Linked DNA regions of Homo sapiens: region 2 is linked to region 1. Evidence: read pairs that join two places in POLR2A ChIA-PET (ENCODE). Cell type or tissue: PC-9. All regions are shown on one strand. Each heading gives the region's core, and the rest is flanking DNA. Links, peaks and the distances in the headings are about the cores only. Region 1 has its middle 9.5 kb from the start of CDH1. Region 2 overlaps NFAT5 (nuclear factor of activated T cells 5).

Evidence for each region. Peaks named below come from ENCODE experiments on the same cell type or tissue, not always from the same donor. Only the 100,000 strongest peaks of a DNase experiment are listed, where the experiment ranks them.
Region 2: POLR2A ChIA-PET joins it to region 1 with 8 read pairs; 1 of 35 experiments calls an interaction of 5 or more read pairs at or near these places.

The regions. Positions count from the first base shown.
Region 1 is chr16:68,720,102-68,735,402 of GRCh38, forward strand. It overlaps a transcript of CDH3 not described here. Among named protein-coding and RNA genes, the nearest start is that of CDH1, 9.5 kb to the right of the region's middle. RefSeq lists enhancers at 124-253, 3,496-3,640, 8,273-8,792, 8,444-8,588, 12,489-13,164 and cis regulatory regions at 3,568, 8,516. In PC-9, for the core only: no CTCF peak of the experiment used is centred there; a DNase peak (open chromatin) is centred at 12,190; H3K4me3 peaks cover 605 bases; H3K27ac peaks cover 2,014 bases.
Region 2 is chr16:69,571,901-69,587,201 of GRCh38, forward strand. All of the region lies in intron 2 of NFAT5 (nuclear factor of activated T cells 5), which reads left to right. Among named protein-coding and RNA genes, the nearest start is that of NFAT5, 14 kb to the left of the region's middle. In PC-9, for the core only: no CTCF peak of the experiment used is centred there; no DNase peak of the experiment used is centred there; H3K27ac peaks cover 890 bases.

The sequences.
Region 1 (15,301 bases), core at 9,583-14,582:
AGCCATGATCACACCACTGCATACCAGCTTGGGTGCCAGAGTGAAACCCTGTCTCAAGAAAAAACTCCAAACCAAACCAAAACAAAAAACCTCACAGAACTGAATCCCAAAAAGTGTGAATTTTACCATATGCAAACTAATTTTTTTTAACATGAGGGGAGGCTAAAAAAAAAAAAGAGAAAGAAAGAGAGCGTGAGATCTGTGAAATTCTGGGTAGCAAGGGAATTCCCCATGCATACCCTGAATCAGATCTTTGCAGAACCTCTTAAAATCTAAAGTTTGTCAAGCCCAGCCTGACAGCTGTGTCTGGGACTTGCTGGTGACCTTGGGCAAGTACCTTTGCCTCCCAGAAACATAGTTTCTTAGCCCAGAAAGGGAAGAGAGAGCTCTAAACATCTCTAACAAGGCACAGACATCTATTGAGCACTGAGTCACTGCCAGGCTACCCATACATGTGTTTTTTCACATCAGAAGGGTAGGGCAAGACAATAGTGTTTTAAATGTTCTTTATTAAGTCTTTTTTTTTTTTTTTGAGATGGAGTCTCGCTCTGTTGCCCAGGCCGGAATGCAGTGGCACGATCTCAGTTCACTGCAACATCTGCCTCCCAGGCTCAAGCGATTCTCCTGCCTCAGCCTCCCAAGCCCGAGTAGCTGGGATTACAGGAGCCTGCCACCACGCCGACTAATTTTTGTATTATTAGTAGAGATGGGTTTTACCATGTTAGCCAGGCTGGTCTCGAACTCTTGACCTCAAGTGATCCACCCTCCTCGGCCTCCCAAAGTGCTGGGATTACAGGCATGAGCCACCATGTCAGGCCTTTATTGAGCATTTAGATGTATTAAGCACTTTGCAGGTATTAGTTCATTTCATCCTTATACCACTCCTAGATGGTAGGAACTAGCACTACCTCTATTTTACTAATTGACAAGAACCTAGGTGCGCAGAGGTTTCATAAATTGTCAAGGTCAACATAGCCCAGTATCCCCAGTATTTGATCCAGCCCTCTCATTTCAGGGCCCATGCTCCTAATCATCATACTAAATCATGTGACATTCCTGGAGACAAGCTGTGTGACATCCTCTCAGCATCTCAGTGTTCCTGGACCTTACCCTTTATGCAGTTTAGTCTTTTTTTTTTTTTTTTTTTTGAGATGGAGTCTCGCTGTTGTCGGCCTGGGCTGGAGTGCAGTAGCACGATCTCGGCTCACTGCAACCTCTGCCTCCCAGTTTCCAGCAATTCTCCTGCCTCAGCCTCCCGAGTTGCTGAGATTACAGGTGTCTGCCACCAGGTCTGGCTAATTTTTGTATTTTTAGTAGAGACGGGGTTTCACCATATTGGCCAGGCTGGTCTCGAACTCCTAACCTCAGATGATCAACCCGCCTTGGCCTCCCAAAGTGCTGGGATTAAAGGCATGAGCCACCGCACCCGGCCACAGTTCAGTCTTTTAACTGCGGGTACTCAGCAGTTAGGGATTACAGGTGTGAGCCACTATGCCCAGCCCCTTCCCTGCTCTTGGGTCTAACCTCCTGCCTCTCCCTTCTTGGCTAGACTAAGCTCTTCTCCCTTCTGGGCCTTTGCCCAGGTGGTGACTTCTGCCAGAAACACTGGTTAACTCAGCTTAAATGTCACTTTGCTCCCCATCATATTTCTGAAACTCCGTCTCAAAACAAAATAATAATACATAATTGTTAAGATCATCCTTGTTGGCCAGGCGTGGTGGCTCACGCCTGTAATTCTAGCACTTTGGGAGGCTGAGGCGGGCAGATCACTTGACGTCAGGAGTTCGAGACCAGCCTGGCCAACATGGTGAAACCCTATCTCTACTAAAAATACAAAAGTTAGCTGGGTGTGTGGCGGGTGCCTGTAACTCCAGCTACTCAGGAGACTGAGGCAGGAGAATTGCTTGAACCTGGGAGGCAGAAGTTGCAGTGAGCCGAGATGGCACTACTGCACTCCAACCTGGGTGATAAGCAAGACTACCAACAACAACAACATCAACAACAACAAAAGGATTATCCTTGCTTATTGCTCTGGGTTGTAAATCCTTGGGTTGTAAATCCCTGGCTCCCTTGTCTGTTTATTCCATCAGATCAAAAGCTTCTTCAGGATAGGGAGGGGCCCCTGTCACCAGCCAAGCATTTGTGCATGCTAGGTGCCAGTGAGTGTTTATTGAATGAATGAATGAATGAATGAACGAGTGAGTGAGTGAGTTAATGTGGCCTGAAAAGTTGGACAGTTACTCTGGAGAATTATAGATGCCTCGTCCTGTATCTGGACTCTGGAATTTTCTAGGCCTCATTGGAACCCTTGTCCTTTGCCCAGGTTTTATTGCTCTGCAGGTCTCCACCCTGGCAGGAAGCTCTTGCCACCGGCTACAGTCTGGATCCAGCCTGGCCAGTTCCACCTTTCCCACCTACAACACCTGGCAAGACCAAGACACAGCCCTTCCACAAATACATGAGTACATGAGCACGTGGGGTGGACAAGCCATCCAATCAGTCCTCACTGACTCTGGTAAGGGAACAAACTTCTCCCAGTTTACCTGGGATTTTCATGGTTTTAGCACTGAAAGTCTTACACCCCCAGAGACCCAGGATCCCAGACAAATAGGGGCAGTTGGTAGCACCGGGTTTGTTGGGTCATCTTTGTGGACAGTGGAGGGAGTGGGACCTTCAACACAGATTTATTTATTTATTTATTTTTTGAGACGGGTTTCGCTCTTGTTGCTCAGGCTGGAGTGGAATGGAATGGCGTGATCTCGGCTCACTGCAATCTCTGCCTCCCAGGTTCCAGGGATTCTCCTGCCTCAGCTCCCTGAGTAGCTGGGATTACAGGCACCCACCACCAGGCCCGGCTAATTTTTGTATTTTTAGTAGAGACACGGTTTCACCACGTTGGCCCAGCTGGCTTTGAAATCCTGACCTCAGGTGATCCGCTGCCTCTATTACTTTTTTTTTTTTTTATCTTTTAGAGATAATATTTGACATATAAAGAGAATAAATGTATCACATATATAAATTATAAAGTATAATAATATAGCGAATAATTATGAACTCACCACTCAGCCCAATTCTCCTTCTCCAGAGAAGTACTTGTTAGAAGATGAGGAATTTAATGTCCTTCTCAAGCTTCCTGGCTTCCCTCTCAAGCAATTCCCAATTTTTAATAGTTATATATTATTCATAACATTTACATTTTGTTCTATAGCTATAATTAAATCTTCTGTACTTTGTCTGGAGGTTGAGTCTAAATACTGAAAAGCAATAAACAGCATCATGATTCCGTAAACACCCCTTGCTTGAGAACTCCTGGTCCCCAAAAGGAAAAAATGGGATCCTGTGCAGTGCCAGTTTTCAATCTCAAGAAGCTCAATATCATGGTTCTTAGAGGCAGAAGAGATCTCAAGCCTCCTTCTAGCTAACTGAGTCATTTTACAGAAGATAAATTGAGAGTTAGAGAAGGAAATAAATTTTGCTTCAAGTCATAAGACTCGTCAATTCCTTACACTATGTTCTGGCCTCCTCCTGGGATTTCGTAAATAAATGAGGCCAGACACGGTGGCTCACGCCTGTAATCTCAGCACTTTGGGAGGCCAAGGTGGGTGGATCACTTGAGTTTGAGACCAGCCTGGCCAACATAGCAAAACCCTGTCTCTACTGAAAATACAAAAATTAGCCGGGTGTGAGGCCGGGCGCGGTGGCTCACGCCTGTAATCCCAGCACTTTGGGAGGCCGAGGTGGGTGGATCACAAGGTCAGGAGATCGAGACCATCCCGGCTAAAACGGTGAAACCCCGTCTCTACTAAAAATACAAAAAATTAGCCGGGCATAGTGGCGGGTGCCTGTAGTCCCAGCTACTTGGGAGGCTGAGGCAGGAGAATGGCGTGAACCCGGGAGGCGGAGCTTGCAGTGAGCCGAGATCGGGCCACTGCACTCCAGCCTGGGCGACAGAGCGAGACTCCGTCTCAAAAAAAAAAAAAAAAAATTAGCCGGGTGTGGTGGCGCACACCGTAATCCCAGCTACTTGGGAGGCTGAGGCAGGAGAATCGCTTGAACCTAGGAGGTGGAGGTTGCAGTGAGCCAAGACTGCGCCACTGCACTCCAGCCTGGGCGACAGAGCAAGACTCTGTCTCAAAAAAGTAAATAAAAATAAATAAATGATGTTAGCTGCAAAGTCCCTTTTTTGAAGGGAATTTAGACTATATAGACTTTACATCAAGGATTCAAGGACCTACAGCTGGGCACATTGGCTCACACCTGTAATCCCACCAGTTTGGGAGGCCAAGGAAGGAGGATCACTTGAGACCAGGAGTTCAAGACCAGCCTGGGCAACATAGTGAGCACCTGACTGTACAGAAAATAAAAAATTAAAAACTTAGCCAGGCATGGTGGCACATACCTGTTAGTCTCAGCTACTCGGGAGGCTGACGCAGGAGAATCACTTGGGCCCAGGAGTTCAAGGTTGCAGTGAGCTATGATCCCACCACTGCATTCCAGCCTGAGCAACAGAGGCGAGACCCTATTATTTAAAAAAAAAAAAAATGGTCTCGAGACCTGTCAATTCCCCACACTACGTTGTCTGGCCACCTCCTGGGATGTGATACATGAATAAATAAATGGTGTTAGCCACAAAGTCCCTTTTTTTGAAAGGGAATTAATCTATATGGATGTCACATCAAGGATTCAACGGGCATACACTAAGAAAATGAAGTATTTTAATGACAGCAGGTAAAATCAGAGAGCCCTTTGTCTCCAAACATCTTTGGTGTGGGGCTAGGCTGAACTTGGCAGGGAGTGGTTTCATTGGCTGCCGAGCCAGCAGAGGGTTGGTTGGGGAAGGGTTTATCTCTCCGTCCCAAGTAGACAGAGTTCTGGCACCTGATTCCCTTGCTCTGAGAAGAGGGTGGGGCCTTCTTTGCTTGGAAGCGGGGGACAGGAAGCAACAGGTCCCTGGGCCTCCACAGTTATGAACTGCAGCACCTTATCTATTGTTCTTGAGATGCCAGGTCCAAAGGTATCTGAGCAGTGGGAGGACACCCAGTCAGCCACAGGGCTCCATGACAGCAGCCCCACTTTCCAGGGGGCTTAACTCACTCCACTTAAGTTGGAGGGGCCTGCTGCCCATGGACTTGGTTCAGGAAAAATCTTGTCCCCTGAGTAATGTGGAATATGGAAATAATAGTTCACGTTGATTTGCACTCCCGTCTGCCATGTTTAGTTAGGTTATTTCACCCAATTCTTTTTTTTTTTGAGACAGAGTCTCACTCTGTCGCCCAGGCTGGAGTGCAGTGGCCCGATCTCGGCTCACTGCAAGCTCTGCCTCCAGGGTTCACGCCATTCTCCTGCCTCAGTCTCCGGAGTAGCTGGGACTACAGGCGCCCGCCACCACGCCTGGCTAATTTTTTGTATTTTTAGTAGAGACGGGGTTTCACCATGTTAGCCAGGATGGTCTCGATCTCCTGACCTCCTGATCCACCCGCCTTGGCCTCCCAAAGTGCAGGGATTACAGGCGTGAGCCACCGCGCCCGGCCCTTCACCTAATTCTTGAAATCACTCAACAAAGTAGGTTCCATTATTATTCTCAGTTGTACAGATAAGGAAATTAGAAGTCCAAAGAGTCTGTGGCTCTGACTCAAAGGCTTATTACTAGCAGGTAGAAAAGTAGGATTCAGGCCAGCATGGTGGCTCACACCTGTAATCCCAGCACTTTGGGAGGCTGAGGTGGGTGGATTGCTTGAGCCCAGGAGCTGGAGACCAGCCAGGGAAACATGGTGAAATACTGTCTCTACAAAAAAATACCTAAATTAGCTGGGCATGGTGGGACATGCCTGTAGTCCCAGCTACTCAAGAGGCTGAGGTGGAAGGATCGCTTGAGCCCAGGAGGCAGACGGAGGTTGCAGTGAGCTGAGATTGCACTACTGCACTCCAGCCTGACCTTGTCTCAAAAAAAAGAAAAGAAAAAGAAAAAAGAAGGGCAGAATTCAGAAGCAGGCAGTCAGGAACTGAAGTCTATGCTGGGAACCACTGTGCCAGGATGGTCTTAAGCCAGAACACCAGCCTCCCTGCCTCTGCCATGAAACTGGTCGTTCATTTCTCTAAGCCTCAGTCACCTCTTCTGGGAAATGGGGATGATTGTGTCTGCTCTATAGGCTGGCCAGAGGACCAAATGCCCCTCTGGTTCCAGCCCTGGTCACCTGCTCCCCTGACCTGTGGCTGTCATGGGAGCTCTTGCTGGGCTGGACAACAGGGAGCTCAGGCCATCCTCTTGCCTTCCTTCTCTTGGCTGCCCCGGAGTCTGGAATTTCAGGTCCCCGCAAAAGACTATTTCTTGCTAAATTAAGCAAGGTTTGCCACTCAGTTCAAATGGCACCCAGAAACAAAACCCCACCCTGATCTTAGTGGAATAGCACAGAGATTAAGAGACTGCAGAGGGCAGTGGCCCAGGGTTCAAATTCCAGCTCTTTCATTTTTTTGGTTGTTTTTTTTTTTTTTTTTGAGACAGAGTCTCGCTCTGTCACCCAGGCTGGAGTGCAGTGGTGTGATCTTGGCTCACTGCAACCTCCGCCTCCCGGGTTCACGCCATTCTCCTGCCTCAGCCTCCTGAGTAGCTGGGACTACAGGCGCCCACCACCACGCCTGGCTAATTTTTTGGTATTTTTAGTAGAGACGGGGTATCACCAGGTTAGCCAGGATGGTCTCGATCTCCTGACCTTGTGATCTGCCTGCCTTGGCCTCCCAAAGTGCTGGGATTACAGGCATGAGCCACCGCGCCCGCCCCAGCTGTGTCATTTTTATTGTGTGTGATGGTGACTTTTAGGTGTCAACTTGACTGGATTAAGGGATACCCAGATAGCTCATAAAGCATTATTTCTGTGTATGTCTGGGAGGACGTTTCCTGAAGAGACTGCTATTTGAATCAGTGGACTGAGTGAGGAAAAGTCACCCACACCCACGTGGATGGGCACCATTCAGTCTACTGAGGGCCAGGATAGAACAAAAAGGCAGGCAGGAAAGGTGAATTCACTCACTTTCTCTCTCTCTCTTCTTCTAGAGCTGGGACACCTGCCTTCTGCCCTTAAACATCAGAACTCCAGGGTCTCTCGCCTTTTGACTCTGGGATTTGTACCAGCAGCCCCCCAGTGTTCTCAGGCCTTCAGCCTGGGACTGAAAGTCTTGGATTGGGCAATGCTACCAGCTTCCTGGTTCTCCAGCTTGTAGATGGCTTATCCTAGGACTTCTCAGCCTCCATAATCCCATGAGTCAATTTCCCTAATAAGTCCCCTCTCATCTCTCTCTGTATATATCCTATTTGTTCTGTTCTTGGGAGAACCCTGACTAATACACTGTGTAACATCAGGCCAATCCCTTTACTTCTCTGTGAGTCTCTGCTTCCAAATCTGTAAAATGGTCACGCCTGTAGACCTAGCACTTTGGGAGGCCGAGACGAGTGGATCACTTGAGGCCAGGGGTTCACAACTAGCCTAGGCAACATAATGAGTCCTCATCTCTAATAAAAAACAAACAGGGCTCGGTGCGGTGGCTCATGCCTGTAATCCCAGCACTTTCAGAAGCCAAGGTGGGTAGATCACCTGAGGTCAGGAGTTCTAGACCAGCCTGGCCAACATGGTGAAACCCCATCTGTACTAAAAATAAAAAAATTAGCCAGGCGTGGTAGTGCATGCCTGTAATCCCAGCTACTCAGGAGACTGAGACAGGAGAATCGCTTGAAATCGGAAGGCAGAGGTTGCAATGAGCCGAGATCACGCCACTGCACTCCAGCCTGGGAGAAAGAGCAAAACTCCATCTCCAAAAACAACAACAACAAAACCCCAAAATCTGTACAATGTATGTATGTATTATAGCAAACGGCTGTATGAAGACTGGTGAGACAAGGCGTACTATAGTGCACTCCAATAAATAGTAGCTATCACTTTTATCATACATTATAATGCAATTATTGGCATCCAGCACAAAGCCTGATACATAATTGGCTTTCAATAAATAATAAATAAAACGATAAGTGTTTACTTGTCTCCATCCCACAGTACCTTATGAGGTTTTTTGTTTGTTTGTTTGTTTTTTGAGACGGAGTCTTGCTCTGTCACCCAGGCTGGAGCGCAGTGGCACGATCTCGGCTCACTGCAAGCTCCGCCTCCCGGGTTCCTGCCATTCTCCTGCCTCAGCCTCCGGAGCAGCTGGGACTGCAGGCGCCCGCCACCACGCCCAGCTAATTTTTTGTATTTTTAGTAGAGAAGGGGTTTCACCGTGTTAGCCAGGATGGTCTCGATCTCCTGACCTCGTCATCTGCCCGCCTCGGCCTCCCAAAGTGCTGGGATTGACAGGCGTGAGCCACCGCGCCTGGCCTTGTATTTTCAATAGAGATGGGGTTTCACCAAGTTGGCCAGGCTGATCTCGAACTCCTGACCTCAAGTGATCTGCCTGCCTCAGCCTCCCAAAGTGATGGGATGACAGGCTTGAGCCACCACGCCCAGCCCCTTATGAGCTTCTTAAAGGCAGGGACCGTATTTTGTTTATCTCTTTGTTCCTAGTGTTAAACAGAATGCTTGGCACATGGGAGTGGTTAATGAATGTTTGTTGTTTGAGCTAATGGATGGGAACAGCCATCATCCACAGTGCTAAAACCACAAGGTGAAGGGGCTGATGGAGAATTTGATAATGGAGAGATCTGCTGACACCTACAGAAGCTTAGCATCCTGAAAGTGAATCAGCAAGAGAGCTTCTTGCTTCCTGATACAATGCTATGGGAGCGCCCGGCAACACTTATAAAATATTTTTGCCTAAAATACTGATCTGAATCAAGGCAAGCCTGTATATCTCAGTAGTAGTTCATGTTACATGTGGGATTGAGGAACGCGTTTAAGGACACCTCAAAGATGCATTCAACCAAAAACAAAATGCAGGGCTGGGCACAGTGGCTCACACCTGTAATCCCAGCACTTTGGGAGGCTGAGGCAGGCAGATCAGTTGAGGTCAGGAGTTCGAGACCAGCCTGGCCAACATGATGAAACCCCGTCTCTACTAAAAATACAAAAATTAGCTGCTCATGGTGGTGCTGGCCTGTAGTCCCAGCTACTGGGGAGGCTGACGCAGGAGAATTGCTTGAACCCGGGAGGCGGAGGTTGCAGTGAGCTGAGACTGCGCCATTGCATTCCAGCCTGGGCGAAAAAGTGAGACTCCGTCTCAGAAAAATATATATATGCCGGACATCCTACAGAACAAATGACCCTGTGTGTTTTTTGTTTTGTTTCGTTTTGTTTTTTAAAGAAGTCTGTAAGTCTGGAATTACATCAAAATAGAAACAAACAAAGGATACATTCACTATCATAGTTGTGGTTTCACAGTGTATACAAATACCAAAACTCATCAAATTGTATACTTTAAACATATGTAGTCAATTATACCTCAAAAAAGATGAACAAAAAGGGATGGAGAAGCTTATAGGTAAAAAGAGTCTTAAGGGGCATAACAGACAAAAGTAAAATGTGGCTCTTGCTTGGATCTTGATTCAAACACATTTTTTTATTTGTCTGAGACAGAGTCTCCTCTCTTGCCCGGCTGGAGTGCAGTGGCGTGATCTCGGCTCACTGCAACCTCGACCTCCTGGGCTCAAGTGACTCTCTTACCTCAGCCTCCCTAGTAGCTGGGACCACAGGTGTGCGCCACCACACCAGGCTATTTTTTTTTTAATTTTTTGTACAGATGGGGTCTCCCTATGCTGCTCAGGCTGGTCTGAACTCCTGAGCTCAAGCAGTCCTCCTGCCTCGACCTCCTAAAGTGCTGGGACTACAGGTGTGAGCCATCACGCCCAACCCAAACTATTAATAATTGTTTGCCAGGTGCAGTAGCTCATGCCTGTAATCCCATCACTTTGGGAGGCCGAGGCGGGTGGATCATGAGGTCAGGAGTTCGAGACCAGCCTGACCAAGATGGTGAAACCCTGTCTCTACTAAAAATACAAAAATTAGCTGGGCTTGGTGGTATGCGCCTGTAATCCCAGCTACTCAGGAGGCTGAGGCAGGAGGAACGCTTGCACCTGGGAGGCGGAGGTTGCAGTGAGCTGAGATTGCACCACTGCACTCCAGCCTGGGCAACAGAGAGAGACTCCACCTAAAAAAAAAAAAAAGCCGGGCACGGTGGCTCATGCCTGTAATCCCAGCACTTTGGGAGGCTGAGGCGGGCGGATCACTTGAGGTCGGGAGTTGGAGACCTGCCTGACCAACATGCAGAAACCCCGTCTCTACTAAAACCACAAAATTAGCTGGGTTTGGTGGTACATGCCTGTAATCCTAGCTACTCAGGAGGCTGAGGCAGGAGAATTGCTTGAACCCAGGAGACGGAAGTTGCGTTGAGCCGAGATCACGTCATTGCACCCAGCCTGGGCAACAAGAGTGAAACTCTGTCTCAAAAACAAAAACAAACAAACAAAAAAAATTGTTTAAAAGACATTTTTTAAAATGTGGCTTAGCCATTCAATGATATTGAGGAACTACTGTGAATTTTATTAGGTGCTTTACTAATGGCATGGGATCATGTTTAAAAGATGTCTTTCTCAGATATGCAGACTGAGATATTTACAGGAGAAATGTTATCTGGGATTTGCTTTAAAATATTATTTGGGCCGGGTGTGGTGGCTCACACCTGTAATCCCAGCACTTTGGGAGGCCAAGGTGGGCGGATCACCTGAGGTCGGGAGTTCGAGACCAACCTGACCAACATGGAGAAACCCCGTCTCTACTAAAAATACAAAATTAGCCAGGTGTGGTGGTGCATGCCTGTAGTCCCAGCTACTGAGGAGGCTGAGGCAGGAGAATGGCTTGAATCCAAGAGGCCGAGGTTGTGGTGAGCCAAGATTTTACCATTGCACTCCAGCCTGGACAACAAGAGGGAAACTCCGTCTCAAAAAAAAAAAAAAAAAAAAAAAAAAAATATATATATATATATATATATATATATATAATTATAAAAATATATATAATTATAAAATACATATATAATTATAAAAAATAATTATATATATATATTAGGGCTGGAGTTCAAGACCAGGATGACCAACATGGTGAAACCCTGTCTCTACTAAAAATAGAATAATTAGCCAGGTGTGGTGGCGCATGCCTGTAATCCCAGCTACTTGGGAGGCTGAGGCAGGAGAATGGTTTGAACTCAGGAGGCAGAGGTTGCAGTGAGCCGAGATCACGCCATTGCACTCCAGCACTCCAGCCTGGGCAACAAGAGTGAAACTCCGTCTCAAAAAAAAAAAAAAAAAAAAAAAAAAAATATATATATATATATATACATATACACATATATACACATATATATACACACACACGTATATACACATATATATATACACACACACGTATATACACATATATATATACACACACACATATACACACACACACACACACACACACATATATATATATACAATTTGGGCGTGATGGCTCATGTTTGTAATCCCAGCACTTTGGGAGGCCAAGGCAGGTGGATTGTTTGAGCTCAGGAGTTTGAGACCAGCCTGGGCAACAAGATGAAACCCCGTCTCTACAAAAAATACAAAAATTAACCTGGTGTGGTGGCTCATGCCTGCCTTCTCAGCTACTTGGGAGGCTGAGGTGGGAGGATTGGCTTGAGCCCAGGAGGTAATGGCTGCAGTGAGCCGAGATTGGGCCACTGTACTCCAGCCGGGGTGACAGAGTTAGATCCTGTCTCAAAAACAAACAAACAAAAAATTCTGCAAAGACAAAAATAAAAATGCAAAGGTAGAAAGATGAAAGAAGATTTGGTACAATTACAAAGTTTACAAAAACTTTAAAAATTGCAAAAAACTACTGTTGGGGCTGGGTGATGAATACCTGTGGTTTCATTATACTATATGTAGTGTGTGTTACACTATTTTCTTTACTTTGTGTTTGAAATAAAACTGTTTTTTTTTTTTTGCAGACTGGAAGGGCGGCACCCCTATCAGTTAGCACCGTTTCAACTGGAGGCGGTATAGCCAGTTCCCGCCCCTCCATGCTGGCAGGCAGCCCAGCCCAGCAGAGGTTTCAGGAGCCTCTAGGAGCAGCAGGAAGGGAGCCTCCTCTACCCTACCTAGCCAGGAGCCTGATCAGGCTGTAATCCCTAGCAATTCCAGTTTCTCTGGGGATTCCTCCCCAGTGGGCTGGCGGTTGGACTCTTCTCAGCAGAGGTCTGGAGAGGGGCACCTCCCACCCCAATCTGAACCCTATGACTGCACCCCTTGCCAGGAGATGAAAGGGACAAGACTGCCTGAAGGATTAATCTTTAGCCTCCAGGCAGGCCAGTGGCCAAAACACCCAGGAAGTGAAAGTCTGTCCTCTGCCATAAGGAAACCTGGAGTCTGTGATCCCATCATGCGGGGTCTGTTATCTGCCAGGTGACAGGGTCTCTTATCTATCTGCGGTGATCTGAAGGGCAAGGCCTCTGGCCAAACATTTCTTTTCCCCAGTGATGCCTGAAATTCCACTGTTAGCGCTGGATCTCAGCAAGATCTCAGAGAAAGCTCAACTCCTGGAGTTTGGGTTTTCCCCAGTTGAGATGTTAGGAAAGCAATGGGCCTTATCACCTGCACGGACAGGTTTGTGTACAGTCTCAGGGGATTCAGGGACCCCACCAGAGCCCATCCACAGACACCAGGTTAAAAGCCCTGGACAGCATTTACAACTCCTTTGAAAGAAGAAAAGTCTTTCTCTAGAGCCCTCTTTAAAGTGCAAATGGCCCTGGGAGGTTCGAAATGATGAGCTGGCCGGCATGAAAGAATTTTCTCCAGTAGATGCAAGAGATAACCTGAGGAGCTTTAGTGGCGGGGGTGGGGGAAGGAGAGCCTGGGGGAGGGGAGGCTCCAGGCAGCTCACAATTTTTCCTAGAACTGGAAAGGGAATGTATTGGGCCAAGAGGGCTAATCACTCACCTTTGCAGAGTGTTTACAAGAACCTTATGAATTAAGTGCTATCAACATTCCCATTTTACAGATGAGGAAACCAAGATGGTGGAGATAAAATGACTTATGCTTCTCAACTAATGGCAGAGCCAGAAGTGAATCCAGGCTGGAGTGAAGTGGCTCCAGTGCTCAAATGATCCTCCTACCTCAGCCTCCAGAGTAGCTGGGACTACAGGCATGCACTGCCATGTCCAGCTAATTCAAAATAATATTTGTTGGGGAGATGGGGTTTCACCATGTTGCCCAGACTGGTCTCAAACTCCTGGGCTCAAGTAATCTTCTCACCTCCCAACTAGCCTCCCAAAGTGCTGCGATTACAGTTGTGAGCCACCAGGCCTGCTTAGGTATCCCTGTTTGATACAAGAGAAAACAGAGGGCAGGCACAGTGGCTCACACCTGTAATCCCAGCACTTTGGGAGGCTGAGGTAGGTGGATCACTTGAGGTCAGGAGTTTGAGACCAGCCTGGCCAACATGGCGAAATCCCGTCTCTACTAAAATACAAAAATTAGCCAGACATGGTGACGTGTGTCTGTAATCACAGCTACTCAGGAGGCTGAGGCACAAGAATCTCTTGAACCTGGGAGGCAGAGAGTGCAGTGAGCCGAGATCGCGCCATTGCACTCCAGCCGGGGCAACAGAGCAAGACCTTGTCACTAAATAAATAAATAGGAAACAGAGAAGCAATTCAGTGTGTTGCGAAAGTCACACAGCACCTGTCTTCCACAAGGAGCCCCTCTGTGTTCCCGCCTCACCCTGGACACCTGATCTACTGTCTTTGGAGCTTGGAGAAGGACTTGCCGAGAAGTCTGAAGAATGCATCAGGCCTGACCTGACTTTGCTGCCCCTAATTGTTTTCTAAAATCCTTTTTATTGAATTATCAGAGTGTAATGGAAGAGTCGATGAGAGTCGCTGCAGAGTTACGAGGCCAAGGCTTGCTGGGTAGAAGAAAGTAAAGCCCTAAAGGCTCCCAGGGCCCAGCGATGGTATAAAATATGTATTTTTACATAACTGAGAGGAAAAAAATAAGCAGACAGTACAGCCCCATGGGGGAAACGCCTCTTTCTGTATTTCCATTATCTTGTTCAAGGCACGATCCTAGTGGGAAAGGAAATACCGGAGCCTTCTCCCTCTGAGCCTCCTGGTGGGTTAAGAGCAGAGGGAGCCAAAATACGACATCCAAAAGACCTGATTGGAAACTCATTAAAATTGAGGGGACAGGTTGTTGGGGGGGGCGGTGCTGGGCTGCCCAGAAATCGTCTGCATTTGAGAAATTACTTGATGGACTCAGAGGCACCTTTAGCTCTGGGTGAAATATTCCAAACATGGCTTTCCCCAGGAGGAAGCGAAATAGGGGCTGGGCCTTTTGAAAGAGTAACCCCTACTCCAAATATTTATTGAGCAGTTGCTATGATGAGCCAAGAACTCTGCTTAGCGATTGTTTTTGTATTAGCTCATGCCAATTCACTTATACAAAGGAGAACACTGACTTCCCCAAGGTCACAGGGCTAGTGAGTGGCTGACTCCACTTAATGCTGTGTAGTTCTAACCATGCTTGAAGGATAAAGGGAAAGGAGGTGCCCTTGTCGGGGTAGACAAGCCACCCAGACGTGGCTGGCCACAGGGAGTCAGACAGGGAAGTTGTCTAACCTAACATTTGCCTGTCTATTCTGTTTTTGTCTTTTGATGGAGGACGGCGGGTGCTGGAGGGCCACTGGCCCAGGACCTGAGACCTTTGGCCCCTATCTATTCTATTTTTGATCCTAAAATTATTTCACTGGGGACAGAATTCTCTGGAGAAGGTGATGGTGGCCATGGTGTGGCTGTGGCATTAAAAGCCCCACTCTGGGGGTCAGAAGATCCTGGGTTTTGGTCTTTGGCTTTGACATTGACCTGCCTATGTGACATTGAACAAGTTATTTGCAAATCATAGGTTTGGGTGAACTCTAAAGGTCTCTTCCAGGTCAACATCAAAAAACAGACTGAAAACTGCAGCTCCAGCTGGAAGACTGGGACCACATGAGATGAAGCTGATTGTTAGAAGAAAGGCCCTGGAATCAGAGAGGTTGGTTCCAGTCCTGCGCCACCTCTCATTGGCCTCAATCTCTCTAAGCTTCAGTTGCCCATCTATCATATGGGAATAATAATACAGCTCTTGGGTTGTTTTGAAATGAGCTTAAATGAGCTGGTCAGTGGCTGGGCACGGTGGCTCATGCCTGTAATCCCAGCACTTTGGGAGGCTGAGGCAGGTGGATCATCTGAGGACAGGAGTTCAAGACCAGCCTGGCCAACATGATGAAACCCTGTCTCTACTAAA
Region 2 (15,301 bases), core at 4,529-9,528, 850 kb after region 1:
AGGCGACTGCCACCACGCCCGGCTAATTTTTTTTGGATTTTTTAGTAGAAACAGGGTTTCACCATATTAGCCAGGATGGTCTCGATCTCCTGATCTCGTGATCCGCCTGCGTCAGCCTCCCAAAGTGCTGGGATTACAGGCGTGAGCCACCGCACCTGGCCTGCGCTTGGGTATTATTAAACTTTAGAAGTAGATTCAAAATGTCTACTATTCAACTGAGTTTGCATTTAACCTTCCTATCAAAACAGTGCTAGTCTTTCTTGCAACCTCTTTTTAAATTTAATACGATGATTGCCTGACAATGGGAAAAGGGTCCTGGCTAATTAATTAATGTTATAATACATGGCCATTAAATGATGTTTCTGGTAACCCCATAATTAACATGTGACACTCTTAATAAAATAAGTAAATAAAAATTATGCTGTTACAATTATATTCAAAGTAACTTGTGTTACAAAAATCCTGAACAAAAGTATACATCACTGATTTTCTATTTTTCAATTCTATTTTTGTATTTTCCATCTTTAAAGAACATGGTTTATATATTTTTTTTAAATAAAATTGTTTGCCATTAGTAAGTTCAAATTCGAAGGCTAGGATTCCTTTTTGAAGTGCCTGGGAAAAAAATTCAGCTGCAGAGAAAAGGCACCATTTGTTGTACATTCTATAATGAAAACTATTCATTTTGGCAAATGAAAAACTAAGATAGAAATGAAACTGAATGAATCATTCTAGAAATAGAGAAATATAAGATTATAGAAAAATCATAGATAAAACAGGAAAAATAAGAGTATAAACAAATTGGAAAAATAGATAAATATAAACAATAGATTTAACAATTTTAATGATTTTAAAAGCATGAGTTAAGAGATTATATATCAAATGAAAGAACTGGTTAAATAAGAGCTAAATGCTGATCTGATATAATCTTTGTTATTTATTTATTTATTTATTTATTTTTGATACAGAGTCTCACTCTGTTGCCAGGCTGGAGTGCAGTGGCATGATCTCAGCTCACTGCAACCTCTGCCTCCTGGGTTTAAGTGATTGTCCTGCCTCAGCCTCCTGAGTAGCTGGGACTACAGGCGCGTGCCACCACACCCAGCTAATTTTTGTATTTTTAGTAGAGACAGGGTTTCACCATGTTGGCCAGGGTGGCCTCGATCCCTTGACCTCATGATCCACCCTCCATGGCTTCCCAAAAGTGCTAGGATTACGGGCATGTGCCACCGCATCCGGCCACAATCTTTGTTTAAATTAAACATTTAAGACCGGAAGATTTTTAAAAGAAAATGTGAAATATGACAATGAGTTAAGAGAAAATAAACTATGATTTTTTTTTTACTACTGCTAATCTATTTGATATGGTACCATCCAGAATTATACTTCATAGTGCAAAAATGGAAAATCCTAAACATAGTAGCAATGTTTTATTGACTTTATAGAATATTTCTGATTTATATTTCTTCCTAGGGCCCTTGTTATATCATAGATCATAAATGCCTATAATATTTTATGTACAAAGATACCTTTTTGGAAAGGATTTTTTGAAAACATTTAACATGAAAAATAATCTATTGAATTCTTTTCTTGTTTAGTATCTAATAATCTCTGTGGATCCATGTCTAGTAAACTAAAAGTATTATGGAAATAATGAAGTTCAAACATGTCAAAAGTCATACCTAGTTCATCCCAGCTTCTTGTCTTTAGATCCATCTCTTTCTGATTGCTTACCACCTGTTTTTGTGTCCCTTCCTAAACTCTGCTTTCATTATTTTCACTCAATACTGGAATTCTATTGCTTATTTAAAATAAAAGGATATAAATTCATATTCTAATCCAGTGGTTCTTGGCCTGATTTTAATTTACTCTTGACTCTGATTATTCCAGGAGTCCCCTAAAATTTCAAAGTGGTAGTACAGAAAAACATTTCCCAGTGTGATTAGTATTATATATAAAAAACAGCCACTTTTTTTTTTTTTTTTTTTTTGAGATAGAGTTTCGCTCTTGTTGCCCAGGCTGGAGTGCAATGGTGCAATCTCAGCTCACCGCAACTTCACCTCCAGGTTCAAGCGATTTCCCTGCCTCAGCCTCCCAAGTAGCTGGGATTACAAGGGCGCACCACCACACCTGGCTAATACTGTATTTTTATTAGAGATAGGGTTTCTCCATGTTGGTCAGGTTGGTCTCGAACTCGTGACCTCAGGTGATCCACCCACCTCGGCCCCCCAAAGTGCTGGGATTACAGGCGTGAGCCACTGCGCCCGGCCAAAACAGACACTTTTTATATGAAAAAGTTGACTCCTCAGAGTATATTTTATATTAAGAGTAACAGGTAACTAGAAAAAAATAAAGATTATTCAGTGGCATAGGATATAGACCTTTTAACTTTAGAGAGGTAAAAGACATTTTTCAATAGAAATGTTGCTTATTAATTTGTATTATTGTCTTTTCTTGCTGTTGCTAAGATTTTATTTCAAGTTACGCAAAGAAGGTTGCTGTGTCTTCTGTTTGCTTTTGTGTTAATAAAAGTCAAGTTTAAATAAACTAACAGAGTATAAGACCAATGATAATTATGTACTTGAGTGAAAAGGTAGAGATTTCCTCTATGAGTTAACTACAGATAATGGATCTAGCTTTCAGAATAAATAAACTTGATGTAATAAAGGATATATATATTTAATCATTTGAACTAAACATTTGTTACATGAGAGTTCAGTTACTTTTATTTGTTCTTAATAGCTTTTGAAAAATATATACTTTTCTCTTTTTTTTTTTTGGTTTTTGAAACGGAGTCGTGCTCTGTCACCCAGGCTGGAGTGCAGTGGCACAATCTTGGCTTATTGCAACCTCTGTCACCCAGGTTCAAGCAATTCTCCCACCAGAGCCTCCCAAGTAGCTGGGATTACAGGCACGCACCACCATGTCCAGCTAATTTTTTGTATTTTTTTAGTAGAGATGGGGTTTCACCATGTTGGCCAGGATGGTCTCGAACTCCTGACCTCGGGTGATCTGCCTCCCTCAGCCTCCCAAACTGCTGGGATTACAGGCATGAGCCACCGTGCCCAGCCCATTCTCTTTTATTTTTAACATTTATGTGGTAAATAGGTAATGATCATTATTGCTTCCCACCCATGAATGTTTATCACTTCTTTTTCATTCAGGAAACACTGTGATTAGTCTTTTACTGAATTTGGTATTTAGTTTTGAAGATGAGAGAAGAACAGAAAAGTTTCTAATAGTGAGCTAAGTTGTTGATTATGCTTATTTATTTATTTATTTATTTAGAGACGGAGTCTCTCTGTTGCTTAGGCTAGAGTGCAGTGGTGCGATCTGGGCTCAGTGCAACCTCCGTCTCTTGGGTTCAAGCAATTCTCCTGCCTCAGCCTCATGAGTAGCTGGGACTACAGGTGCACACCACCATGCCCAGCTAATTTTTGTGTTTTTAGTAGAGACAGGGTTTCACCTTATTGGTCAGGCTGGTCTTGAATTCCTGACCTCAGGTGATCCGCCCGCCTCAGCCTCCCAAAGTGCTGGGATTACAGGTGTGAGCCATTGGGCCTGGCTGATTATGCTTATCTTTATAAAATTAGTTTTACAGGAGGCTGAGGTGGGAGGATCATCTGAGCCCAGGACGTCAAGGCTGCATTGAGCCTGCATGATCATGGGATCATGCCACTGCACTCCAGCCTGGGCAACAGAGCAAGACCCTGTCTTAAAAAATAATAATAATAAAATAAATAAATAAAGCAAGAGAAGAAAAAAATTTAGTTTTAATAAAAAAAACTGTACCTGAGGCAATCTTTGTAGGACATGCTAGTCAAAAGAATAAATTCAGTGTTAGTAATAATTGAAAACCTTTTTTGAGCAATTTATATGTCAAGCAGTTTATGTTTAACACCATTTTACATATATTTTTCACATTTAACTCTTAGAAAAATCCTGCGATGTAGTACCAGTATCCCTATTTCGTAAATGAACAAACTGAGGTACAGAGGGATCTACTAATTTTCCCAAGGGCACATATCTCGTGGATGAGGCTGGAATTTGAACTTCACCAGTTTTACCCCAGAGCTGTGAGATTATATTGACTGTCTTAACAGTCAGTAAGAACATTTGAGGCCGGGCTCGGTGGCTCACGCCTGTAATCCCAGCACTTTGGGAGGCCGAGGTGGGCGGATCACGAGGTCAGGAGATCAAGATCATCCTGGCCAACATGGTGAAACCCCGTCTCTACTAAAAAAATACAAAAAAATTAGCTGGGCGTGGTGGGCGGGCACCTGTAGTCCCCTGAGGCAGGAGAATGGCTTGAACCCGGAAGGTGGAGCTTTCAGGGAGCGGAGATGGCGCCTCTGCACTCCAGCCTGGGCGACAGAGTGAGACTCGGTCTCAAAAAAAAAAAAAAAAAAAAGAACGTTTGAAATTGGCATTTATACTTTGGGCCCTAATAAGATTACACCATTGTTCAGATGGTATAAAAAGAATAGTTTGTGTAGGATTCTTTACTAAGCAGCTTCCATAAAGTAATGAGACAAATTTTATAAACTACATACAAAAATTCATAAAGAATATGATTATGACTCTTTTGGGGAAGATTTTAATACTCAAAATTAGCAAATCATTGCCTGGCTTTGGTGAGTGTCTTTAACATTTAGAGGAAGTGATGGCTGATCAAAACACCTATGTTGGCCTAGCTCAGTGGCTCACGCCTGTAATCCCAGCACTTTGGGAGGCTGAGGTGGGCGGATCGCTTGAACTCAGGAGTTCGAGATCAGCCTGGGCAACGTAGCAAAACCCCCTCTCTACCAAAATTAGCCAGGGATGGTGTTACGCACCTGTAGTCCCAGCTACTTGGGAGGCAGGCTGAGGTGAGAGGATCACATGAGCCCAGGAGGTCAAGAAATACCTCTCTCCTGGCTGATGATGGGACTCAGAAGTGAAAAGTAGGAGAAGGCTAAGCAGAAGCCACCACCTAAGGGGAATTACTTTAGAAATGAAGGTGCCGTGGGGCTCTTGATTTCTTTGGCAGTAGTTTTATGGAAGCATGGATGCCATTGTTCCCTATTTCTGCTAGTATGTTTCAGAGACAAAGTAAATTCAAGAAGAGATGAGCAACAGAAGAAATAGTACTAATGTGAGCTATGTGAATAGTGGTATTTTGCATAGAGCCTTTATTAATTTACTTTGGTTCTTTCTGCTTTGTCTTTTTTAATCTGCCCCTTTCACCCCGTGTATCCGTTTTCTCACGGTAGTCTATACATTTTGTTGTTCTGCTATGGCATCTTGTATCCTTTCTCTATTTCCCTTCTTCTGAAAACAAACGTCTATAAAGGAGGTTTGCTATTGTAAATTGTAGTTTAGAAGTTAACCCTCCCCCTGTGGTTTAGTCTCTTCTAATAAGCTATAAGCAACATGGGCCAGAACCTATGTGTAAATTCATCTTGAGTGAATGAATAAATAACACTATTATGGCTAAGTAACCTATACTTGCACATATACATGAAAAATATATGGTTGGCTATATTATGGAATAATATAGGAATCTATAAAAGAACAAAAAATTTATTACCTTTATACCCAGTTTTAAAAATACTGTGTTCCCTTTTAGAAGGTTGTGGTGCTTGAACGACAACAAAAAGGTAAAGAGTACGCACTGTATAGACCCATTTATGTGAAGTTCTTTAAAAGACAAACCTATGGTAAGAAAAAGCAGATCAGTAGTTGCCTGGGGCTGGAGTGGGCAGGATTAACTACAAAGGACCAAAAGTAGCTTTACGGAATGATTGAAATGTTCTCTGTCTTGACCATGTGATTACACAAACATACATACTTTTTAAAAAAACTCATAGAACATTTAAAATGGGTGCATTTCTATACTTCTATAAAGGACACGGGTTATATATATTCTGCCACTGCACTCCAGCCTGGGCAACAGAAGAAACAGTATTAATGTAAGCTATATGAATAGTGATATTTTGCTATTTTGGGAAGCTGAGGTGGGAGGATCACTTGAACCCAGGAGGTAGAGGATGCAGTGAGCAGAGATCGTGCCACTGCCCTCCAGCCTGGGTGACAGTGAGACCCTGTGTCAAAAAAAAAATTTTTTTTTTTACCTGTACTGAACATGTACAGACTTCTTTTTCTTGTTGTTATTCCCTAAGTGATGCAGTGTAACAGCTATTTATGTAGCACTTACATTGTATTAGGTATAAGTAATCTAGAGATGATTTAAAGTATATAGGAGGATGTGCATAGGTTATATGCAAATACAAAACCATTTTATATTAGGGACTTGAGCATCTGGAAATTTTGCGGGAAGTCCTGCAACCCATCTCCAACAGATACCAAGGGACGACTGTACTCCGATATATAGTTTCTATAGTTAAGCATAAAGGTGAAAACAGAATATGAGTTTTTGGTCCCTTACAAGTGAGTACTATCTTGTGCTTAACTATGTATCATAAATACTAATTTTGAGTAAAATTCAGATGTGCCCATAGTCATATATATACTGTATTCTGATAGCTAGTTTGAGATATTAGGCATTAAAATGCTTTTATTAGCAATTCAATAGAACACTTAAAATTTGTTGGTAGAAGACTGATTACATAACTCAAATTATTTGTTTGAATTAAAGTTTTCATTACAGTCATCTAAGTCAATAAAACTCGTGTTTAAGTGTGTCTTATGACAGTGACCATAAGCCAAACACAGACTTAAGCCAACAAATAGCTATCCTTTACAATGGAGTTGTGAATTTGTTAATGTTTTTCTTTTCTCCAGTTTATAAGTAGCAACTTGTTGGATTGTCATTCTGAAACACTGAAACAAAGATTTTACTTGAAAAAAAATACTATGGTAAAATGGAATGAATAATAAATTAATTTTCCCAAATGTCAATATTCAACTTATAAACACCTTGATAATTGACATTTGTAAGAACTTTAGAAACACTATAAAAGTTGCATCTGAATAAGTTTTTTTTTTTTTTTGAGACGGAGTCTGGCTCTGTCACCCAGGCTGGAGTGCAGTGGCGTAATCTCGGCTCACTGCAAGCTCCTCCTCCCAGGCTCAAGTGATTCTCCTGCTTCAGCCTCCCAAGTAGCTGGGACTACAGGCCTGCACCACTACACCTGGCTAACTTTTTATATTTTTAGTAGAGACGGGGTTTCACCATATTGGCCGGGCTGGTCTGGAACTCCTGACCTTGTGATCCGCCTGTCTCAGCCTCCCAAAGTACTGGGATTACAGGCGCCGGCCACTGCGCCTGGCCATAAGTTTTAATAAAATTATATTGTGAACTCCAAGACATTTTTCTGTATTCTTTTTTGTGTCTGTTATTAAATTATATTCTCTGGAATATTGGGCTAACGTAGGGTGAATGGATGGGAAAATAAACACAGATGTAATTTTATAATTATTTTTAAAGAACTTTTCATTTTCTTAGTGAATTTTTGCCTATAATATTGGGTACAGGATGAGAATTTATATGTAATATTTGAATTATAGATACTTTGGATAAAATGACTTCTTAATTCCTTAAAAAACTAATTATTGCTTTTTTTTAAAACTAGGTAATTAGGTAGTTGAAAGACAGAATGTCATTAAGTTAACTAAATTACCACTGTATTACAGTAAATACAAACAACATACTTACAGTGTAAACTATGGTAAATAAAAACTAAAAAAACACTTCCTTGAAAGTATTTTTTAACCAAACTTCACAAGGATGGATAGAATTAACACTATAAATTCTGCACAGAAAAAAAATAGTGCATACTAAATTGAGAACAGATGCACAGAAGTGCTATTTTTAGAAATTAAAAAATGGTAAAGATGATAATAGGCAGATCAGAAGTCCCACATATTTATCAGGGTTGTAAATAAAAACCCAGTTCAAAAACATGCATTACTAACTGGCTGTGTGATTTTTAGGCAAGTTACTTAACCTTTCTGTGACTGTTTGTTCTTGTAAAATAGGAATAATAGACTTATAGAACTGTAACGAGGAATGGATGAGTTAATATTTCTAAAGCATTTGGAATAGTGCTTGACACATAGTAAGTGCTATATGAGTGCTTCTTAAATAAGCAAAATAAAAGTATGTACCCAGAGGAAAATTACTTGGCAAACATACTTAGAATGTAGCAAGAAACCAGGATTTTATTAGCATAAGCTTCAGAACAACTCAAGTGTTGCTAAATTTACATTACATTACATATTAATGTAATAACTATTTTAATGTAATATGTATTTTAATATGTAATGTAATTACATATTAAATATGTATATAATTACTTTTAATATGTAATGTAATGTAACTACATTACATATTAAAAGTTTAGGGCTGGGCATGGTGGCTCCTGCCTGTATTCCCAGCACTTTGGGAGGCCAAGGTGGGTGGATCACCTGAGGTCAGGAGTTCAAGACCAGCCTGGGCAATACAGTGAAACTGCATCTCTACTAAAAAATACAAAAAAATTAGCCAGGCTTGGTGGCGTGTGCCTGTAGTCCCAGCTACTCAGGAGGCTGAGGAAGGAGAAATGCTTGAACCCAGGAGGTGGAGGTTGTGGTGAGCCAGGCTCTTGCCAGTGCACTCTAGCCTGGGCGACAAGAGCGAAACTAAAAAAAAAAAAAAAGTTTAGGCATTTATAGCACTGTGTTGCGCAGGGTTTATCTTCCTAAAATACAAATCCAAACTTATCACTTGCTTAAATAATCCTTTAGTAGTATCCATGGGTTTTAGGATGAAATCCAAATTCTTTTTATTTTTGAGATGGTGTCTCGCTCTGTCACCCAGGCTGGTGTGCAGTGGCATGATCTCGGCTCGCTGCAAGCTCTGCCTCCCAGGTTCACGCCATTCTCCGGCCTCAGCCTCCCGAGTAGCTGGGACTACAGGTGCCCGCCACCACGCCTGGCTAATTTTCTGTGTTTTTAGTAGAGACAGGGTTTCACCATGTTAGCCAGGATGGTCTCGATCTCCTGAACTCTTGATCCGCCCACCTCGGCCTCCCGGAGAGCTGGGATTACAGGCGTGAGCTGCCGCACCCGGCCGAAATCCAAATTCTTAAAACCTGGGTCCTCATTATATTTCTTAAAAAAATTGAGAAAAAATTCGGTTAACAAAGTTCATTTTGTTTGTTTGTTTGTTTTGTTTTTGAGACAGGGTCTCACTCTATCACCTAGGCTGGAATGCAGTGGTGCGATCCTGGCTCACTGCAACCTCCGCCTTCTGGGTTCAAGTGATTCTCATGCCTCACCACATGAGTAGCTGGGACTACAGGAGTGTGCCACCACGCCAGGCTAATTTTTTGTATTTTTAGTAGAGGTGGGGTTTTGTTATGTTGGCCAGGGTGGTCTCGAACTCCCGAGTTCCTTTTTATTGCAGAATAGTATTCCATTTTATGGATATATCACATTTTGTTTATCTATTCATTAGTTGATGGATATTTGTGTCATTTCCACATTTTGACTGTCATGAACAATGCTGCTGTGAACATTCATGTACAAGTTTTTGTATAGACAGATGTTTTCATTTCTCTTGGGTCTGTCTATACATAGGAGTGGAATTATTGGGTCATATGGTAACTCTATATTTAACTTTCTAAGAAACTGCCAAACTGCTTTCCATGATGGCTGCACCATTTTTTCATTTTTACCAGCAGTGTATGAAGGTTCAGATTTTTTCAAATTTTTTTGCCAGTACCTATCTGTCTTTTTAATAAAGCCATCCTAGTGGGTATGAATTGGTATTTCTTGTGATTTTGAGTAAATGTCTCTGATGACTAATGACATTGAGCATCCTTTCATGTGATTACTAGACAGTAGTATTAATATATCTTTGGAGAAATGCCTATTCAAGGCTTTTGTGAACTTTTTATGATGAAAAAATCTTAAAAATTATATATTTATCATGTACAACATGTTGTTTTGAAATATGTATACATTGGCTAATTTGAGCTTATTAATATATGCATTAACTTTTTTTGGTGAGAACGCTTAAAATCTATTTTCTTAGTGATTTTCAAGAATGTAATACATTGTTATTAATTTTTCTCACTTTAAAATTGGGTTATTAGGCCGGGTGGGCGCAGTGGCTCATGCCTGTAATCCCAGCACTTTGTGAGGCCGAGGAGGGCGGATCATTTGAGGTCAGGAGTTCAGGACCAGGCTGGGCAACATGGTGAAACCCCGTCTCTGCTAAAAATATAAAAATTAGCCAGGTGTGGTGGTGCATGCTTGTAATCCCAGCTGCTCAGGAGGCTGAGGCAGGAGAATTGTTTGAACCTAGGAGGGGGATGTTGCAGTGAGTCGAGATTGTGCATCTGTACTCCAGCCTGAGCAACAGAGTGAGACTCTGTCTCAAATAAATAAGTAAATAAATAAAATAAAATAAAATTGGGTTGTCGTCTTATTCTTGAATTGTAAGGGGGTAGTGTCATTTGATGCACAAATATTTTAATTTTGGTAAAAGCCAATTTATTTTTTCTTTGTTGCTCATGCTTTGGTGTCATATTTTAAAAACTATTGCCTAGCCCAGGGTCACAGAGGTATACCTATGTTTTTTTCTAAGAACTTTATAATCTTAGCTCTTACATTTAGGTATTTGATCCATTTTGAGCTAAATTTGTATATTGTGTGAGGTAAGAGCCTAACAGCTTCATTGTTTTGCATGTGCATATCTAGTTGCCTGAGCACTATTTGTTGAAAAGACTTGTTTCCCCCATTGAATGGTCTTGGCACTCTTGTCAAAAATTAATTGGGCATAGATGTATGGCTTTTTTTTTTTTTCTTCTGGACTCTCAGTTCTATTCCATTTATCTGTATGTCTATCCTGTGTCAATACCATATTGTGTTATTACTGTAGCTTTGTAGAAGTTTTGAAATTAGGAAGCGTGAGCCTTCCAACTTTTTTTCTTCTTTTGTAGGATTGTTTCGGCTATTTAATGTCTCTTGAATTTTTATATAAATTTTAGGAACAGCTTCTCAATTTCTACAAAGAAGTCAGCTGTGATTTTAGTAAGAATTATGTTGAATCTGTAGGCTAATCTGAGGAGTATTACCATCTTAATAATATTAAATATTTTTGTCCATGAACATGGGATGTCTTTTTATTTTTTTTAGATCTTTATTTCAACAATTATTTTAAAAATTTATTTATAAGTATTCCATTCTTTTTTAATCATTGTTTTTTAAGTGTTAATAAAATTATGGAAATAATTTGAAGAAAGGTTTGTCAAAATTTAGGAAAGCTCTTATTTATTAAATTTCTGTTTTATTTATTTAAATTTATTTATTAAATTTCTGTTTTTAAGGGATGGGGTCTCATTCTGTCACCCTGGCTGCTGGAGTGCAGTGGCATGAGCATGAATCACTGTAGTCTTGAACTCCTGGGCTAAAGCAATCCTCCTGCCTCAGCCTCCTGAGTAGCTGGGACTACTCAGTGTTTACAGGTGTATAACACCATGCCCAGCTAATTAAAAAAAAAAAAAAATTGTAGGGATGGATTCTTCTCTGTTGCCCAGGCTGATCTTGAACTCTTGGCCTCAAGTGATCCTCCCATCTCATTCTTCCAAAATGCTGGGAATACAGGTATGAGCCTCAAGGCCTAGCTGAGCTTTTGTATTTAAACACAAGATTATGCATGTGTTAAGGGAAAGAAACCTAGCATATGATAAAATCTGTAAAATATTAGAATCAGTCATAGATCTAAAGCTGCAGTAAACAATAAAGAACATCTAGTGAAGTCCAGTTTTGCTTAAATAGTTATACTGGATGGTAAGCTTCTTAAGGGCATTGACTATACCTTGCATTTTTGTAACACCTGGCACAAATGCTTTGTATTTGAAAGGTTCTTGATATTTATTGAATGAAAGAGTAAATGAATGAATCCTACATCCAGAAAAGAAGGAAGGAAGGGTTTTGGAAGTTTGAGGATTGTGCTCTAGTTATATGTAACCTACAAGTAGCAAGTTTCAGTTGGAATAATAATAATTGCATTAAAATAACTGCAAATGGGGAACTAGGCCTTTAAAGAGTTGGGGCCAGTTGCGGTGGCTCACACCTGTAATCCTAGCACTTTGGAAGGCTGAGGTGGGCAGATCACTTGAGGTCAGGAGCTTAAGACCAGCCTGGCCAACATGATGAAACCTCATCTCTACTAAAAATACAAAAAATTAGCTGGGCATGGTGGTGCGCACCTTTAATGCCAGCTACTCGGGAGGTTGAGGCAGGGGAATCGTTTGAACCCTGGAGGTGGAAGTTGCAGGGAGCTGAGATCGTGCCACTGCACTCCAGCCTGGGAGATACAGCAAGACTCTGTCTCAAAAACAAAATAATAATAATTGGAACTATTTAATCTGTAAAGATAAGAATTTAGATAAATAAGATGAAAATTGAGGTGTATTTGTTCTGTGTCTCTTTTTTTTTTTTTTGACAGAGTGTTACTCTGTCATCTGGACTGCAATGCAGTGAGTAGGGTGCAGTGGTGCCATCTCGGCTCACTGCAGCCTCCGCCTCCCAGGTTCAAATGATTTTCATGCCTCAGCCTCCTGAGCAGCTGGGACTACAGGTGCATGGCACCACACCTGGCTAATTTTTTGATTTTTTAGTAGAGACAGGGTTTCACCATGTTGGCCAGGCTGGTCTCGAATTCCTGACCTTAAGTAATCCACCTGCCTCGGCCTCCCTCGGTCTTGCTATATATAGCAAGACACCATCTCTACAAAAAATAAAAAAATTAGCTGGGCATGGTGGCATGTGCCTGTTGTCCCAATTACTCAGGAGCCTCAGGCGGAGGATCCCCTGAGGCCAGGATGTCGAGGCTGAGTGAGCTATGATTGTACCACTGCACTCCAGTCTGGGTGACAGAGTAAGACCCTGTCTCAAAAATAAAATTTATTTTGGTGGTGGATGCACAGCTGTGACTCTGCTGAAAGCCACTGAATTGTGTGCTTTAAGTAGGTAAATTGTATGATATGTGAATTATATCTCAATAAAATATGTATATATATACATGTATATATATTCACAAATATAAATGTATTGGAAGGGTTTAAACAGATGGCAAGTGCTGTCAAAACAGAGTAGAATTTATGTTTTTATTTTTTATTTTTTGAGGTGGAGTCTCGCTCTGTCGCCATGCTGGAGTGCAGTGGCATGATCTCAGTTCACTGCAACCTCTGCCTCCCGGGTTGAAGCGATTCTCCTGCCTCAGCCTCCCTAGTAGCTGGGACTACAGGCAGATGCCACCACGCCCAGCTAATTATTATTATTTTTTTTTGTATTTTTAGTAGAGATGGGGTTTCACCATGTTGGCCAGGATGGTCTTGATCCCCTGACCTCATGATCCACCTGCCTCGGCCTCCCAAAGTGCTGGGATTACTGGTGTGAGCCACGGCGCCCAGCCCAATTTTTTTTTTTTTAATTGTGTGGGGCTGTCTCTCATAAAAGTAGTTTTCTTCATGCATTGCTGGTGGTAATGTAAAATGGTGCAGCTGTTGTGAAAAACAGGTGGTTCCCCCAAAAAAGTTAAACATAGAATTATATGATCCAGCAATTTCACTTATAGGTATATACCCCCAATAATTGAAAGCAGGGACTCAAACAGATACTAATGCACTAATGTTCCTAGCAGCATTATTTACAATAGCCAAAAGAAGATGGAGACAACCCAGGTGTCTTTCAACAGATGAATGGATAAATTCCAAAATGTGGTATATAAGTACAAGGGAATATTATTCACCCTTAAGAAGGAATGAAGTTCTGTTACATGCCACAGTATGAATGACCCTTGAAAACATACGCAAAGTGAAATAAGCCAGACAGAAAAGGACAAATATTGTATGATTCCATTTACATCAGGTAACCAGACACATGAGATACTTAAAATAGGCAGAGAAAGAAAGTAGAATATTGTCTAGAAAGTAGAATATTGGTTACCAGGAGCTGGGGGTTGGGGAGGAATGGGAAACTATAGTTAAATGGGTACAGAGTTTGTTTGGAGTAATGAAAAAGTTCTGGAAATGAATAATGGTAATGGTTGCACAATGTCGTGCATAGATTTAATGCCACTGAATTGTGCACTTAAAAATAGTTAAAATGGTAAATTTTATGTATAATTTACTGCAATTAAAAATGCTTTCAAAAAACAAGAAATTTTTAAGAGTAAGATGCACTACTTTTTTTTGTAAAGTTTGTGAGACATAATTGTGTGGTATGTGGAAAGGAGAATATTTTCATTTTTGCATTTAAAAGAATATAGTGTTTTAGTTGTCTGTCATTTATGGTTTTCTTCCTTCTGTTTTCAGAGAGTGTGAATTTCTGACTTTCTATGTGGGACCCAAAATCTTTAGCTTTAGATGTAAGTGAGATGACCTAAATACCACTGACTATGTTACATCTTTGATAATCAAAAACTAAATTTTGATAAGCCAGACTAGACTACAGATGACTTTGTGAAAAATTCATGAGGCGTAGACATATTAACCTTGTTTAGATTGGAATTTTTTTTTTTCTTTTTAGACGGAATCTCACTCTGTCACCCAGGCTGGAATGCAGTGGTGCAATCTTGGCTCACTGTAACCTCCACCTCCCAGGTTCAAGCAATTCTCCTGCCTCAGCCTCCCGAGTAGCTGGGATTACAGGTGCCCACCACCATGCCTGGCTAATTTTTGTAGTTTTAGTAGAGACGAGGTTTTGCTGTGTTTGCCAGGCTGGTCTTGAACTCCTGACCTCAGGTGATCTGCCCACCTCAGCCTCCCGAAGTGCTGAGATTACAGGCATGAGCCACCATGCCCGGCCTCGACTGGAAAATTTTTTGACTTTTAATATGCTTGGTTGATTCATTTTGTTGATTTCTGGAAAGCAAATGTTTGTATTTAATAGTAGCAATAGGATTGCAGTTTTCTAATAAATATCACAGAATTATGGCAGTGAGCCAAGAAGAAGAAAAGCTGTATTAGTGAAATAAGACATACTTCTATAGCTATGGAAACTGTAAACCCTACTAAGTCTGATAAAGGTATTCTCTTTGTATTTGTATTATTAGACATTGGTAGGGGTTCATGAAAACCCAAGATAACTGCTATATTAAATCTAGGTATGATTGTATTCATCAAAAGGCCTGGTTAAAAGGCACTGTTAGGTAGTTTAGTATTTGTTTTGTGTGAATATTAAAGTGCTTTTTTTTCTTTTTTTTTGAGACAAAGTCTCGCTCTGTAGCCCAGGCTAGAGTGCAGTGGCGCGATCTCGGCTCACTGCAACCTCTGCCTCCAGGTTCAATTGATTCTTCTGCCTCAGC